Regions from separate parts of the Homo sapiens genome. Here region 1 is linked to region 2. Evidence: read pairs that join two places in POLR2A ChIA-PET (ENCODE). Cell type or tissue: A673. All regions are shown on one strand. Each heading gives the region's core, and the rest is flanking DNA. Links, peaks and the distances in the headings are about the cores only. Region 1 overlaps VPS37B (VPS37B subunit of ESCRT-I). Region 2 overlaps SBNO1 (strawberry notch homolog 1).

What was found. ChIA-PET counts read pairs that join two places held together with the same protein. Peaks named below come from ENCODE experiments on the same cell type or tissue, not always from the same donor. Only the 100,000 strongest peaks of a DNase experiment are listed, where the experiment ranks them.
Region 1: POLR2A ChIA-PET joins it to region 2 with 12 read pairs; 2 of 35 experiments call an interaction of 5 or more read pairs at or near these places.

The regions. Positions count from the first base shown.
Region 1 is chr12:122,887,047-122,889,546 of GRCh38, forward strand. All of the region lies in intron 1 of VPS37B (VPS37B subunit of ESCRT-I), which reads right to left. Among named protein-coding and RNA genes, the nearest start is that of VPS37B, 7.8 kb to the right of the region's middle. RefSeq lists enhancers at 343-422, 433-562, 1,381-2,097, 1,476-1,770. In A673, for the core only: no CTCF peak of the experiment used is centred there; a DNase peak (open chromatin) is centred at 1,345; H3K4me3 peaks cover 311 bases; H3K27ac peaks cover 2,378 bases.
Region 2 is chr12:123,315,681-123,327,007 of GRCh38, forward strand. It overlaps SBNO1 (strawberry notch homolog 1), which reads right to left. Exons shown (of 32, transcript NM_001167856.3): 14 at 10,472-10,654; 15 at 9,822-9,919; 16 at 8,000-8,151; 17 at 5,855-6,052; 18 at 5,019-5,186; 19 at 4,752-4,927; 20 at 4,220-4,351; 21 at 1,541-1,676. Among named protein-coding and RNA genes, the nearest start is that of MIR8072, 43 kb to the right of the region's middle. In A673, for the core only: no CTCF peak of the experiment used is centred there; no DNase peak of the experiment used is centred there.

The DNA.
Region 1 (2,500 bases), core at 1-2,500, 440 kb before region 2:
ACATTTGCCACTGGCAGATAAACCACATGACTAAGTGATTATTTGAACTGTGTGCAAAAGCAAGACTCAACAGGCTCTGCTATAAGTCCAGTATATGTCCTTGAAGTCAGTTATCTCGGCTGCCCAACGATCATTTTTATCAACCATCTTTCAGCCTCCTAACTCATATCCCAGCTTTCTAATCTCATCCCCCTCAAATCCATCCTTCCCCTGGCTGCCAAAACGATCTACATAAATGGCGAGTGTGACCAACCGCAGCACTCCCTGGCTTAAATCCTCCAACGGCTCCCTGCCTAGAGGATCAAGCCCAAGCTCCTTAACAGGGCATATGAGGCCATCTGGTCCCTGACTGCCTTTTGGGCCTCAGCCCCCACTACACCCTGCCCTGGTCCCTCCAGCAATACTTATAATATTCCTGTATGCACACACACTCTGTCCCGGCTTCTTCCCTAAGTGCCTTTGTTCCTCCCATATGCCTGGGAGCCCTTCTCCCTCATTACCTGGCTAACTCTTAACTCATTCTCTGAATCATAACTTATGAGTCATTCATCTTCTCCAGGAAACACTCCCTGCTGACCCCCCACCTTCCAAAGGCTTACTGGATCTCCCCCCACCAGTGTGTGGGCCTCACTACTGTTTCACATGTACCCTGTACACCTGCATGATCCTAAATGATGAAAACTATGTGGTTTACTGGTTTCACATCCCCCAAGTGGCACACCACAGATGCTCCGCAAAGGCTGGGTACATGAATAAACTTCTTGACCTCAGTCATGTTCACATTAATGAAAACTACTGTCTGATGGCAAACATGTTAGACCACTTTTGTTTTTTTTCTTTTAGACAGGGTCTCACTATGTCGCCCAGGCTGGTCTCAAACTCATGGGGCTCAAGAGATCCTCCCACCTCAGCCTTCGGAGTAGCTGGATTTACAGGTGTCAGCCACCACACCCAGCTCTGATGACAAACATGAATTTGCACTATGTTCCTCTACTATCCTAGACACTGGGCTGCAGATGTAACCTCGAGGTGCCATTAGTTAACCTTGGAGATAAAAGGTTTGATTTAAAAGAAACATTAGCTGTAACGCTGCTTGAAATATAAGAAATTATTCAAATATCTACTTTTCACATAAACTCTTTGACAAAGTAATGGACTACGTTCCTCACAATCCCTTGACAAATACTTTGAAAAGCCTTCCCTTGACACACTGTAACGTATTCTAGAGACAACAAAGCTAAGCTAAGTCACCTCTCTACTTTCATTCTTCCCTTGGAAGAAATTCTACAAAGGCATTTCCTCTGCTTTTGTATCATTGGGTAAGACATCATTTCCAATGATGAAATCTGAAAACTCACACAGCTGGGGAAGGAAATAAACCAACGAGAACTCTTGTCTCAGCATGTTCTGAGCGCCAGTGATTACCTACGAGTGGCTGGCACACGGTCTTCTAGATCACCTCCCACTGCGTACCTGGCATGAATCTCCATAGCAACATTCTGCTACAAATACTGTAATCAAAGCCAAACAGGCAACAAGGCCGGCATTCCTCAGCTCAAGAACACAACCACTCTGCATACGACCGACCGGTGAGGGTCAAACAGTGCAGTCTACTTCTGGGTTCCTCTTCCAGCCAGTCTCTAACAGGATGTTAGGTCATCCAACTTGTTTCTCTCGTTTCTCCCCTCCCTTCGATGGCAGCTCTTTCCTTCTCCCAACCCACTAATAGCTCCTAGTGGCCTTTCAAACTTTTATATTCTCCTTGATTTCCACAAGCACTTGGAGGAGAGTGGCTTGAATTTCTGTCTCCAAGCAGAGCATTCACCCTGAGCTCCAGAACCACACTCCAACTGCCTGCGGGACAAAGCCCTGCCCATCCCTCATGCTCTGCCTAATCCGGCCTCAATGACTCCCTCCCTCCTGCACCCCCACTGCCCCTCCCCTCCCCGCTCACCAGAGCCCTGTCTCCTACTCACTTCCACTTGAAGCCCGGTTATCACCACTCACTCAGCAGCACTACCCAGGCACATCCTGGGTGCCAGGCACTGTGCTGGGTGCCAAGGACAAAAAGACAAACATGACAAAATGCAGCCCCCAAGCCAGTGGGGGACACAGGGAAGTGACTTACAAAATGTGTGTCAAGTGCCACAGGAGAGGTATACAAAGAAGCTAAGAGACCACGTGCCTGTGACAGAGGTGGGGAAAGCACTTCAGGTCAGCAGGAGAGGGGAAGTGAGAAAGGGAGTCGGGCCAGCTGGTCCGAATACCTCTCCCAGAGCCCTAGCTCAAATCCTAATTTCTTCCTAACCTCCACTTCCGCCGCCAACCTGGTCCTGCCACGCCAAGCCAGCCCACGCTTTGCTGACAGATTAACCTCCCTAAAGAGCAGTTTCAGGCCGGGCGCGGTGGCTCACGCCTGTAATCCCAGCACTTTGGGAGGCCGAGGCGGACGGATCACCTGAGGTCAGGAGTTCTAGACCAGCCCGACCAACATGGAGAA
Region 2 (11,327 bases), core at 7,965-10,464:
AAAGATCATTGATTGTGTTCGCTGGACAGAGAATATTCTGAGATGTATTCCTAGCATTTAACACTAAACTGGTATTGGGAAACCACTAAACAATAAAAATTACAGATAATGTAAAATTACCATAACACACATAAAACTGCTCAATGACAGAAGTATTAGCATTGCTACCCCAATTTTGCTTAACCACATGTTACTGATGCACAATTACTCTGGATTTTCCCAAAATTGTTTTTCAAATCATTGGTCACAAGAACATGAAGATGGAGGGAGGAGCTATGGGCCTTTGGTGAAGCTACTGAGGTTGGAAACACATATAGAAGTAGCAGCTTCTCTGATATGGACCTAATACATCCTTAAGTTTTATAAGGACACTCCTTGAGGAACCCTGTTCTTGGAACCCCACAAATTCCCACCACATATATATTTTTTACAACTTGTAAACAAGCAAAAAATGAATCCACAATGCATCATATACTATAAAGTATATATATAACACTCCTTAAATGCAAGATCTGAGATTTCGAGATAAGATATAAGACATTAAACAGGATTTTTTTGTTGTTGTTAGAGTTTCGCTCTTGTTGCCAAAGGTAGAGTGCAATGGTGTGATCTTGGCTCACTGCAACCTCCGCCTCCCGGGTTCAAGCGATTCTCCTACCTCTGCCTCCTGAGTAGCCAGGATTACAGGCATGCACCACCACGCCCGGCTAATTTTGTATTTTTAGTACAGACAGGGTTTCTCCATGTTGGTCATCCTGGTCTTGAACTCCCGACCTCAGGTGATCCACCCACCTCAGCCTGCCAAAGTGCTGGGATTACAGGCGTGAGCCGCTGCGCCCAGCCTGTTTTTGTTTTTTGAGACAAGGTCACGCTCTGTCACCCAGGCTGGAGTGCAGTGGTGAAATCATATCTCACTGCAACCTTGAACTCCTGGACTCAAGTAATCCTCCTACCTCAGCCTCCTGAGTAGCTGGGACTACAGGCACACGCCACCACACCCAGCAAGTTTTTCTTTTCTTCTTCTTTTTTTTTTTTTTTTTGAGATGGAATCTCCCTATGTTGCCCAGGCTGGAGTGCAATAGCGTGATCTCAGCTCACTGCAGCCTGCGCCTCCCAGGTTCAAGCAATTCTCCCGTCTCAGCACCCTAAGTAGCTGGGATTACAGGTGTGTGCCAACACACCCAGTTAATTTTTGTATTTTTAGTAGAGGCTGGGTTTCACCATGTTGACCAGGCTGGTCTCAAACTATTACCTCAAGTGATGCACCCACCTCAGCCTCCCAAAGTGCTGGGATTACAGGCACGAGCCACTGCTCTCAGCTGTTTTTCTTTTCTTTTGGTGGAGAAAGGGTCTCACTGCGTTGACCAGGCTGGTCTCAAACTCCCGGACTCAAGTTATCCTCCCACAGTGGCCTCCCGAAATGTTGGAATTACAGGCGTGAGCCTCTGTGCCCGGCCTAAACCTAGGTTTTGGTATGCGCAAATTTACCCCAATGATTCCTAGCTATCCATTAAGTGAAATCCAGTTTGTAGGAACTTACCGAACTGTTGAATTGCTCTATCAGCGCTCCAAGGTAATTCTAAAGTCATATGAACTCTTCGCCTTTGATTTTTAGCTCTCCTATCTGCTTGTAATGAAATACCCGAGCTGGCAGCTTCTGAGATGATAGCAATATTCTGTGTCAAATATAAGAAAAATAAAGTCACTTTTGCATAAGAACAAGCAGGCCAGTGCCTTAAATGAAGTCCTTCAGCAGACTGCCTATTCTCTCCTTCTTTCTCAATAATGAAGACTTCCAGTTTTATTTCCCAGTCTCCCTTACGGCTAAGTGTGAACATTCTCCAGCCAGCAAGGTGTAGGTAAAATGTATGATGCACAGGAAATGTCCTTAAAAGTAGGCGACATGCCCTTCTCATCCCCTTGTCTCCTCTCTGTTAGGTAAAATGTAGAGGTACTGACAAGAGTCTGGAACAGGTATCTTGGAATACAAAGGTAACTTGGAAATGGAGGCCCACATAATTTAATGAACAACACGGAAGATGCCTGGACTTCAAGAGGGCATACAAGCCCTGCTCCACCTACCCAAATGTGTCCATGAGAGAAATAATCTATCTTATTGAAGTCAACACTTAACAGACTTTGTATTTTCTGTTATTTAACAACCAAAACTAATTCCAACTAATGTAATTCCTAATGCATATGGGCCTAGATTCATGAAGCAATTATATAAAATAACTAATACCTGTACCTACAATCTTGAAAATACGTAACATTATCTTTTTGTATATATATATTTTTTGAGACAGGGTCTCACTCTGTCACACAAGCTGGAGTGCAGTGGTGCAATCATAGCTCTCTACAGTTTTCACCTCTCAAGCTCAAGTGATCCTTTCACCTCAGCCTCCTCAGTAGCTGGGACTGTGGGCATGTGCCATCATGTGACTATTTTCCCTGTACAGGGCAGGGTCCCATTATGTTGCCCAGGCTGGTCTCAAACTCTTGTAATCCTAGTACTTTGAGAGGCCGAGGCAGACGGATCATTTGAGGTCAGGAGTTCAAGACCAGCCTGGCAAACATGACGAAACCTTGTCTCTACTAAAAATTCAAAAATTAGCCAGGTGTGGTGGTGTGTGCCTATATTCCCAGCTACTCAGGAGGCTGAGGCAGAGAACTGCTTGAACCCGGGAGGTGGAGGTGGCAGTGAGCTGAGATCCAGCCTGGGGGACAAAGTGACGGTCCTTCTCAAACAAAGTCTACAGAAAGAGTCTCTGGGCCAGCACAGTAGCTCACGCCTATAATCCCAGCATTTTGGGAGGCAGAGGTGGGTACACCACTTGAGGCATGGAGTTCAAGACCAGCCAGGTCAATATGGTGAAACCTGTCTCTATCAAAAAATACAAAAATTAGCCAGGCGTGGTGGCGCGTGCCTGTAGTCCCAGCTACTCGGGAGGCTGAGGCACAAGAATCACTTGGACCCAGGAGGTGAAGGTAGCAGTGAGTTGAGATCATGCCACTGCACTGCACTCCAGCCTGGGCAACAGAGTAAGACTCTGTCTCAAAAAAAAAAAAAAAAAGAGTCTCTGGAGGCACCCAAAATCTCTACAATGGTTGGATATGGGAATGTAATCTGTAAGCCATTTACAGTAAATCGTCTTAATATAACATGACATAGCAATAAAATAAACAGTGAAACCAAAATTACTAGTAATATGGACACACATAAATATTTTAGTCTCAAAATCGGAATGACATTAGATGTCACAACACCAAGATGAACTAAGGGAACGTTTTTTTTTTTTTTTTGAGACAGTCTCACTCTGCTGCCCAGGTGGAAATGCAATGGTGCAGTCTTGGCTCACTGCAACCCCTGCCTCCCAGGTTCCAGCTATTCTCCTCCCTCAGCCTCCTGAGTAGCTGGGACTACAGGCACATGCCACCACACCCGACCAATTTTTGTATTTTTAGTAGAGATGGGGTTTCACCACCATGTTTGCCAGCCTGGTCTTGAACTCCTGACCTCATGATCTGCCCATCTCGGCCTCCCAAAGTGCTGGGATTACAGGCGTGAGCCACCACGCCTGGAGAAAACACAGTATTTTTATATCATGATTAAATATTTCAAAAGCCTCCAAAGCACTCAAGAGCCATATCTGATTCTATGCATTACACACAATACTTATTATATTCAATGATAAAATAATAAAAACATGCAAAATATTCAGTGAGTAAAGGCAATTACTAAAAAAATTTGTGTAATAGCTCTGTTGCACAGGCTGGAGTGTAGTGGTGCGATCTCGGCTCACTGCAACCTGCATAGCCCAGGGTTAAGCTATCCTCCCACCTCTGCCTTCTGAGCAGCTGGGACTACAGGCATGCACTACCACACCCAGCTAAATTTTTGTATTTTCAGTAGAGACGGGGTTTCACCATGCTGCCCAGGCTGGTCTCAAACTCCAGAGCTCAAGTGATCTGCCCACCTTGGCCTCCCAAAGTGCTGGAATTACAGGCCTGAGCCACTGCACCCAGCCAATACTTACTATATTCAATGATAAAATAATAAAAACACGTACAATATTCAGTATGTACAATTACTAAAAAATACAGAATGACAATACTCAATGGACATGACTTATATTAAAAGGAAAAAGACTCTTCTAAAGCTTAATCTAAATATACAGGCATTGTTCTTTTCACTGAGAAGCATCTCAGTAAAACATACCTTATCTCCATCCATAAATCGTTGTTTTTCTGTGATGTTTAGTATTTCCACAGGCACATCAAGTTCAGATCTTGACTCATAAGATATGCTTCCATCATCATTGCTCACAACCCGTCCCTTGCGGCCAGTCATCTGAGAAGCCAAACAATGTCATTACAATGAAGGTATCTGACTGCGGTGGATGGACTCAGTGCCTCTTTCCTTGAAGACACTTGGGAGATAAGAGCACAGGCTGTGCTGCACCACACACTGAAGGATACAGAACACTGCAACAGAGTCCCTGGAAAAACCTTGACACATGGCCACGATCACAAAAGATGCGTGATAAGTGCAGTAACTAGGACCAGTGGCTTGGGACAGACACTCAGATACTGCAGGCAGCAGTTCATTGGATGTAGGATGGCAACTAAAGTAGAACAAGAATTCTATGATCTAAGAAATTTAGATTATTATGTGAAGACAGTCAAAATACAACTCATTTTACAGGGGTTCAAATGGCAAAAATGTCACCAAGAGATACAGGCCTATTTACCTCAGCAACGTTCTCAGGGCCACCAAGTTCATCGATAAGTTCATCCAGGGTATTAGGGGGGAGGTCTTCAGCTAATTTTTCTAGCTTATCAAGCAGGTCTTTCTTCATCTGCTGAGCCCTTTCCACAGCATCCTGACTTGTTATAAGGCTACTGTTACTGTTGGTGTTACTGTTAGCTAGATAAAGAACATTTGCTAAAAGTTAGTACAAAGTTTAAATATTTTTGTTTAAAACAGTATTTCAAAAAGGAAGTTTCTGTATGGATACCTGGTGTACTGTTAGGAGCAGGTGAGATAACTGGTGTAGATGAAAAACTAGGTCGTTTTGATCCAAGACCTGATGCTAATAAGGCACTTTGAATAGAATCTGGATCTATACTTTTCTTCTTTTTTTTCTCTTTGTTTTTCTTGTGGTCTTTTCTAATTAACCAGGGATCTGAGTGTTAAGGAAAGATACATGTCAAATCATTTGTTAAAACAAGTACAGAATCTTCAAAGGAAACAACCTTTGAAATTTTATTTTTTTGAGACAATGTTTCGCTGTTGTAGCCCAGGCTGGAGTGCAATGGCGCAATCTCAGCTTACTGCAATCTCCACCTCCTGGGTTCAAGCGATTCTCCTGCCTCAGCCTCCTGAGTAGCTGGGATTACAGGTATGTGCCACCACACCTGGCTAATTTTGTATTTTTAGTAGAGATGGGGTTTTTCCACGTTGGTCAGGCTGATCTCGAACTCCCAGCCTCAGGTGATCCACCCACCTTAGCCTCCCAAATTGCTGGGATTACAGGCATGAGCCACCGCGCCTGGATGAAATTTTTTATATTGTTAACTGATAACTTATCACCACCTACATTGGTTCATCCATACACCATGGGGTACAAATCCATGTTTTCAAGTTAAAAATAACTGCACAAAATTGAGGTTATCTTCTCACATATATGAGGCTCAAACTTCCAGAAGGTAGATAAGCCTGGAGCTTTCCACCAAGCAAAGATTATAATCTGTGTGATCATTTGTACTGTACAGAAGAAAAGGTTTCATATCCCATTTTCAAATATACTGAAATATTATATGCTTTCGTGTATATTTAATATACTGAACTTACCATTTTCATCATCCTCATTAGACTCATCTAAAAATGGGTTGAAATCGTCATCATCTCCAGAACTCATGTTTTTAGAGCTCTCATAGTCACTTTCTTCATTATCAGAGGCATCAGATTCACTTCCACTGTCGTCAGAACTGCTACCAGTAAGGCCACCTACTTTTCGTGCTTTTTTGGCTTCTCGAGTTATTTCTTCACCTACCCTCCGCCACAAACAAGAGAGTCAGCCCAAATTCAATGTTTCTTAAGATCCAGTACATCACATTTAGTTCATGAATTAATTCAAATGAAAAGTGCAGAGGAAAAGTATTTAGGTTAAGTCAAAAAACAAACAGAATTCACAAACCAGCACTAACCTTTTGGACTCCCATAAAAAATAAGGTTATAAACATTTATTCTGAAGAAGAAATTGGATACAAAAGTACTAAGTCAAGACTGCCTTCAAGTGCACAAGTTTCAAAACATATTCAGGACAACAGAGTAAAAGCAGAACCTCTGGCATAGTCACAATTTGACTGTGTATCAGATTTGAGAAGAGGCCTAATAATTACAGGTTTATAGACATGGAATACTTAGAAAATCAATAGAAAATCAATTTATAAAACCTTTTTATTTTTGGAGACAGGGCCTCACTGTTGCCCAGGCTGGAGTGCAGTGGCACAATCATAGCTCACTGCAGCCTCGACTTCCCTGGCTCATGTGATCCTCCCACCTCAGCCTCCCAAGTACCTGGGACTACAGGCACATGCAACCATGACCAGATATTTTTTTTTTTTCCCCAGACAGTGTCTACTCTGTCTCCCAGGCTAAAGTGCAGTGGCATAATCTTGGCTCACTGCAACCTCTGCCTCCCGAGTTCAAGTGATTCTAATGCCTCAGCCTCCCTTATAGCTGGGATTATAAGGCGCCCCTGCCGCCAGTCCTGGCTAAGTTTTTAATTTTTAGTAGAGAAGGGGTTTCGCCATGTTGGCCAGGCTGGTCTCGAACTCCTGACCTCAGGTGATCCGCCTGTTTCAACTCCCAAAAAGCTGGGATTACAGGCGTGAGCCACTGTGCCCGGCGAGAAGTCAACTTCTAAAACCAAAACAGGGCTGGGCGAGATGGCTCACACCTGTAATCCCAGCACTTTGGGAGGCCTAGGTGGGTGCATTGCTTAAGCTCAGGAGTTTGAGACCAGCCTGGCCAACATGGTGAAACCCCATCTCTACTAAAAATACAAAAATTAGCAGGGCGTGGTGGTGCATGCCTGTAATCCCAGCTCCTTGAACCCAGGAGGCAGAGGTTGCAGTGAGCCAAGATGGTACCACTGCACTCCAGCCTGGGTGACGGAGACGGAGACCCTGTCTCAAAAAAAAAAAAGAAAAAAAAAGAAAAGGCTCTTTTAAAGAAAACTACTGAAACACCCAGCTGTCTATATATTAAAGAACAGGTCTGACAATACAAAGACACAGGTTTTAGTTCCCATGCATCATTAACTATCTCTGTGAAACTAGGAAAACTCTTTAATCTTTAAATCTTTCTGTGCTTCAATGATCTCTGTCTATAAAATTGGAAAAATAAGACCTAATTTCGTATGGACCTCTGCCAGGTTATATGGTAGAATGTATATAGCCAAGTGCTTAACACACTGCCAACCACCAGTGAATTGCTCAATTCCTAATTTAAAACGGGGATAACTTGTGCATTCAAAATTGTACAAGTGACAGTGAAAATTTGGAACCATTTGTGAATTCATGGAAGGCAGTTCATTCCCAAAATATAGCCACTTTAAAATGCTTATGTTTTAATTTCAACAGTATTTTCAACGTCAACTATTTTCTTTTTTCTTTTTCTTTTTTGAGACAGAGTCTCGCTCTGTCATCCAGGCTGGAGTGCAGCAGCGCTATCTCGGCTCACTGCAAGCTCTGCCTCCTGGGTTCACGACATTCTCCTGCCTCAGCCTCCCGAGTAGCTGGGACTATAGGTGCCCACCACGATGCCCGGCTAATTTTTTGTATTTTCAGTAGAGATGGGGTTTCACCGTGTTAGCCAGGATGGTCTCGATCTCCTGACCTCGTGATCTGCCCACCTCAGCCTCCCAAAGTGCTGGGATTACAGGTGTGAGCCACCGCACCTGGCCTATTTTTTCTTTTTTAAAGTGCTCACCTTTCCGCTTCTTTATTTTATTTTCTTTACAAGGACTATCTCTTGGCGAACTGTTGTTACTTGGAGCTGTCAAATCGATTCCTAGTAAACTATAAAGTTTTTTCCTGTCTGGAGCAGGAAAATGTTTTTCAATGAGTGACTGCAACACACCTCTGTAGGAGAGAAACAGTGACAATTACTGCTTCAGTTGACAAAATAATTATATGTAAAGTATTATTAAATATATTGAAATATACTTTGTTCAGTTTTACAAAATACTGATAAACGAGCTCAAATAAATTTTAATTTTCTAGCCCAAAGCTGTCCAACTAAATAATAAGAATGCAAGCCAAACCACATACACAATTATTGTATTTTCTGGTAGCTTAAATTAAAAAAGTAAAAAATAAATAAAACTGGTGGAACTAATTTTAATAATACATTTTAACTCAATATACCATGTCAACACATATGTTTTATGTTATTTTCTCTTAAGGAGTCTTTGAAACCTGGCTCAGTACACATATAATAACATCTCAATATGGACCAGTCATTTCAACTGCTCAATAGCCACATGTGACAAGCGGCTGCCATTCTGGACACGGTAGTTCTAGGCAATTATGTACAGAAAAATATAGATTAGCAGGTGTATGTCTTGCTTTTTTCTTTTTTTTTTTTTTTTTGAGACCGAGTCTCTCTGTCACCCAGGCTGGAGTGCAATGGTGCCATCTCAGCTCACTGCAACCTCCGCCGCCTGGGTTCAAGCAATTCTCCTGCCTCAGCCTCTCCAGTAGCTGGGATTACAGGTGCCCGCCACCACGCCTGGCTAGTTTTTGTATTTTTAGTAGAGACGAGGTTTCACCGTGTTGGCCAGGCTGGTCTCAAACTCCTGAGCTCTCGTGATCCACCAGACTCAGCCTCCCAAAGTGCCTGGATTACAGGCGTGAGCCCCATGTATTGCTTTTGAAAGGAGCATCTGAATGCATCCCGAGGCACAAAATAGTAGAGCAGCAAGTTTATTTTGCTCAGTTTACTACCAGAGTTTGAATGTGGAGGTTAGGCAAACTAAAAACAATGCCTAAAACATTTTAAAATCTATTTCTGAAGATCTCATGCTTATTTTCAACTTTTAAAGTAGACTTTATTTTATTTTATTTTTTTTTGAGACAGGGTCTCACTCTGCCGCCCAGAGGGGAGTGGAGTGGAGTGGTGCGATCTTGGCTCACTGCAACCTCCACCTCACGGGTTCAATGGATTCTCCTGCCTCAGCCTCCCAGGTAGGTGGGACTACAGGACGTGTGCCACCATGCCCAACTAATTTTTTTTATTTTTAGTTGAGATGGGGTTTCACCATTTTGGCCAGGCTGGTCTCAAACTACTGACCTCAAGTGATGTGCCCATGTTGGCCTCCCAAAGTGCTGAGATTACAGCTGTGAGCCACCATGCTCAGCCAACTTATAAAGTAGACTTCGTTATATTAGGACAAACTATAGTTACTGTTCCTGTGGATAACGGTAATTTCAAATACAGTACACTAAAACTGAATCTAAGCCAAGCTGTCACAGATTTCCAAGATGTACAAGATAAACAAAGTCTAGCCCTTCTGTTAGTTCACATACTCTGTGTAATATTAGCAAAATGCTTAACATTTTAGGATTATGAGATTTCTGTTATTGTTTTCCAATAGATACACTGTTACAGAAAAGCAGAAAACTCAGATCAAGAAAACTTAAAGATGATGCAGGTGAAACAAAAGTTTTGTCTCCAGGAAATGCCCACATTGGAACTAAGGTAAGGAAGAACTCAAAAAGAAACAAAAACATTAAAAGAACAAAAACATTACTTGGCAGTTGAAACAAAATCATTCAATTCTCCCCCGCCCTCTTCCAAAGCTTCTAATGTTCTAGCTTCTCCTGTAGACTGCAGACCAATTACAACACACTGGAGAAAAAAGAAAACATGTTAATTATGAATAATAATGTTTGTGGCTTCTTACCAAGACATATTTTAAACATTTAGCTAAACAAAGATTTCAAACAAGAATGTCCTCATTATTATAAAACACAAATTTGTTTTACTTATTTCTTCTACATATTTGAGACAGGTTATTTGTCAAAAATTTAGGCAGGAGATAGGATTACAGACAGTAGTAAGCATGAGTGAAGCCCCTGCCCTTGTACAGTTTATAGTATCTTATGCTTTAAGTAGATAAATATTCACCGAAAAGAAAAAACCTTAACGCAATACACATCCATATGTTACCAGTGCTACCAGCTATGGATGACCAATTATAGTGATGTTTACTTTGTTATACTTTTCTGAACTCTCTAAATTCTCTAAGCAGGCATTGCTTTTATAATTTTAAGAAATGTATTTTTTAGAAGTTTTACTATCCTTTAGGAAAACCAGATTTTACAAGCAGAAAACCTCAGCACCCACAAAGACTAAACAACATAACCCCCAAACAATCTCTTAATGAGTTCTTCTACTTACTTTTCCATTCTTGATTTCCTCTCGAGCTAGTTGCACAACCCTTTTAACTTTGGATGCTATGCATAAGTATTTGAAGAACCTCTGGTGAGCAGACCAGAACTGACCCCACATGGACTTCTTCATTCGTTGCTCAGCATCAATCAGATCTGCAGCTTGCTGAAACCGCTCTCTGGCGATGACCCACTGAAGATACATAATCAACATTTCAGACACTTCATCTTTGAGTCTAGTTATTTAAAAATACCAATTAAATCAAAACAATGTTAAGTGCAAGACCATTTAATATTAATTTAATAAATCATCTTTAGTAACTTGGGAATCTATTTCTCAGGATACTCACACAGTTGTCTCAAGTTTCTTATTACCTAATGCAGTCATTTTAGAAAATAATGTGATTTTAAGAACTATGCAACTGAAATAAATGGCTATAACTTATGAATTACCTTAACAAAATGAAAACATGGACAATCTGAAATATAAGAACATTGGTTAGGCCAGGCGCAGTGGCTGATGCCTGTAATCCCAGCACTTTGGGAGGCTGAGGCAGGTGGATTGCTTGAGCCCAGGAGTTCCAGATCAGGCTGGGCAACACTGTAAAACCTCATCTCTACCAAAAAATACAAAAATCAGCCAGGCACATTGACATGCGCCTGCAGTCCCTGATACTCAGGAGGCAGAGTCTGGAGGACTCCTTGAACCTGGGAGGTAGAGGTTGCAGTAAGCCAAGATCACACCACTGTACTCCAGTCTGGGTGACAGAGTAAGACCCTGCTTCAATTAAAAACAAAAACAAAAAAAAACACATTGGTTAAACAGCCTATCATCTGGTAACTCATCTGTTTGTTTTTGTTTTTTG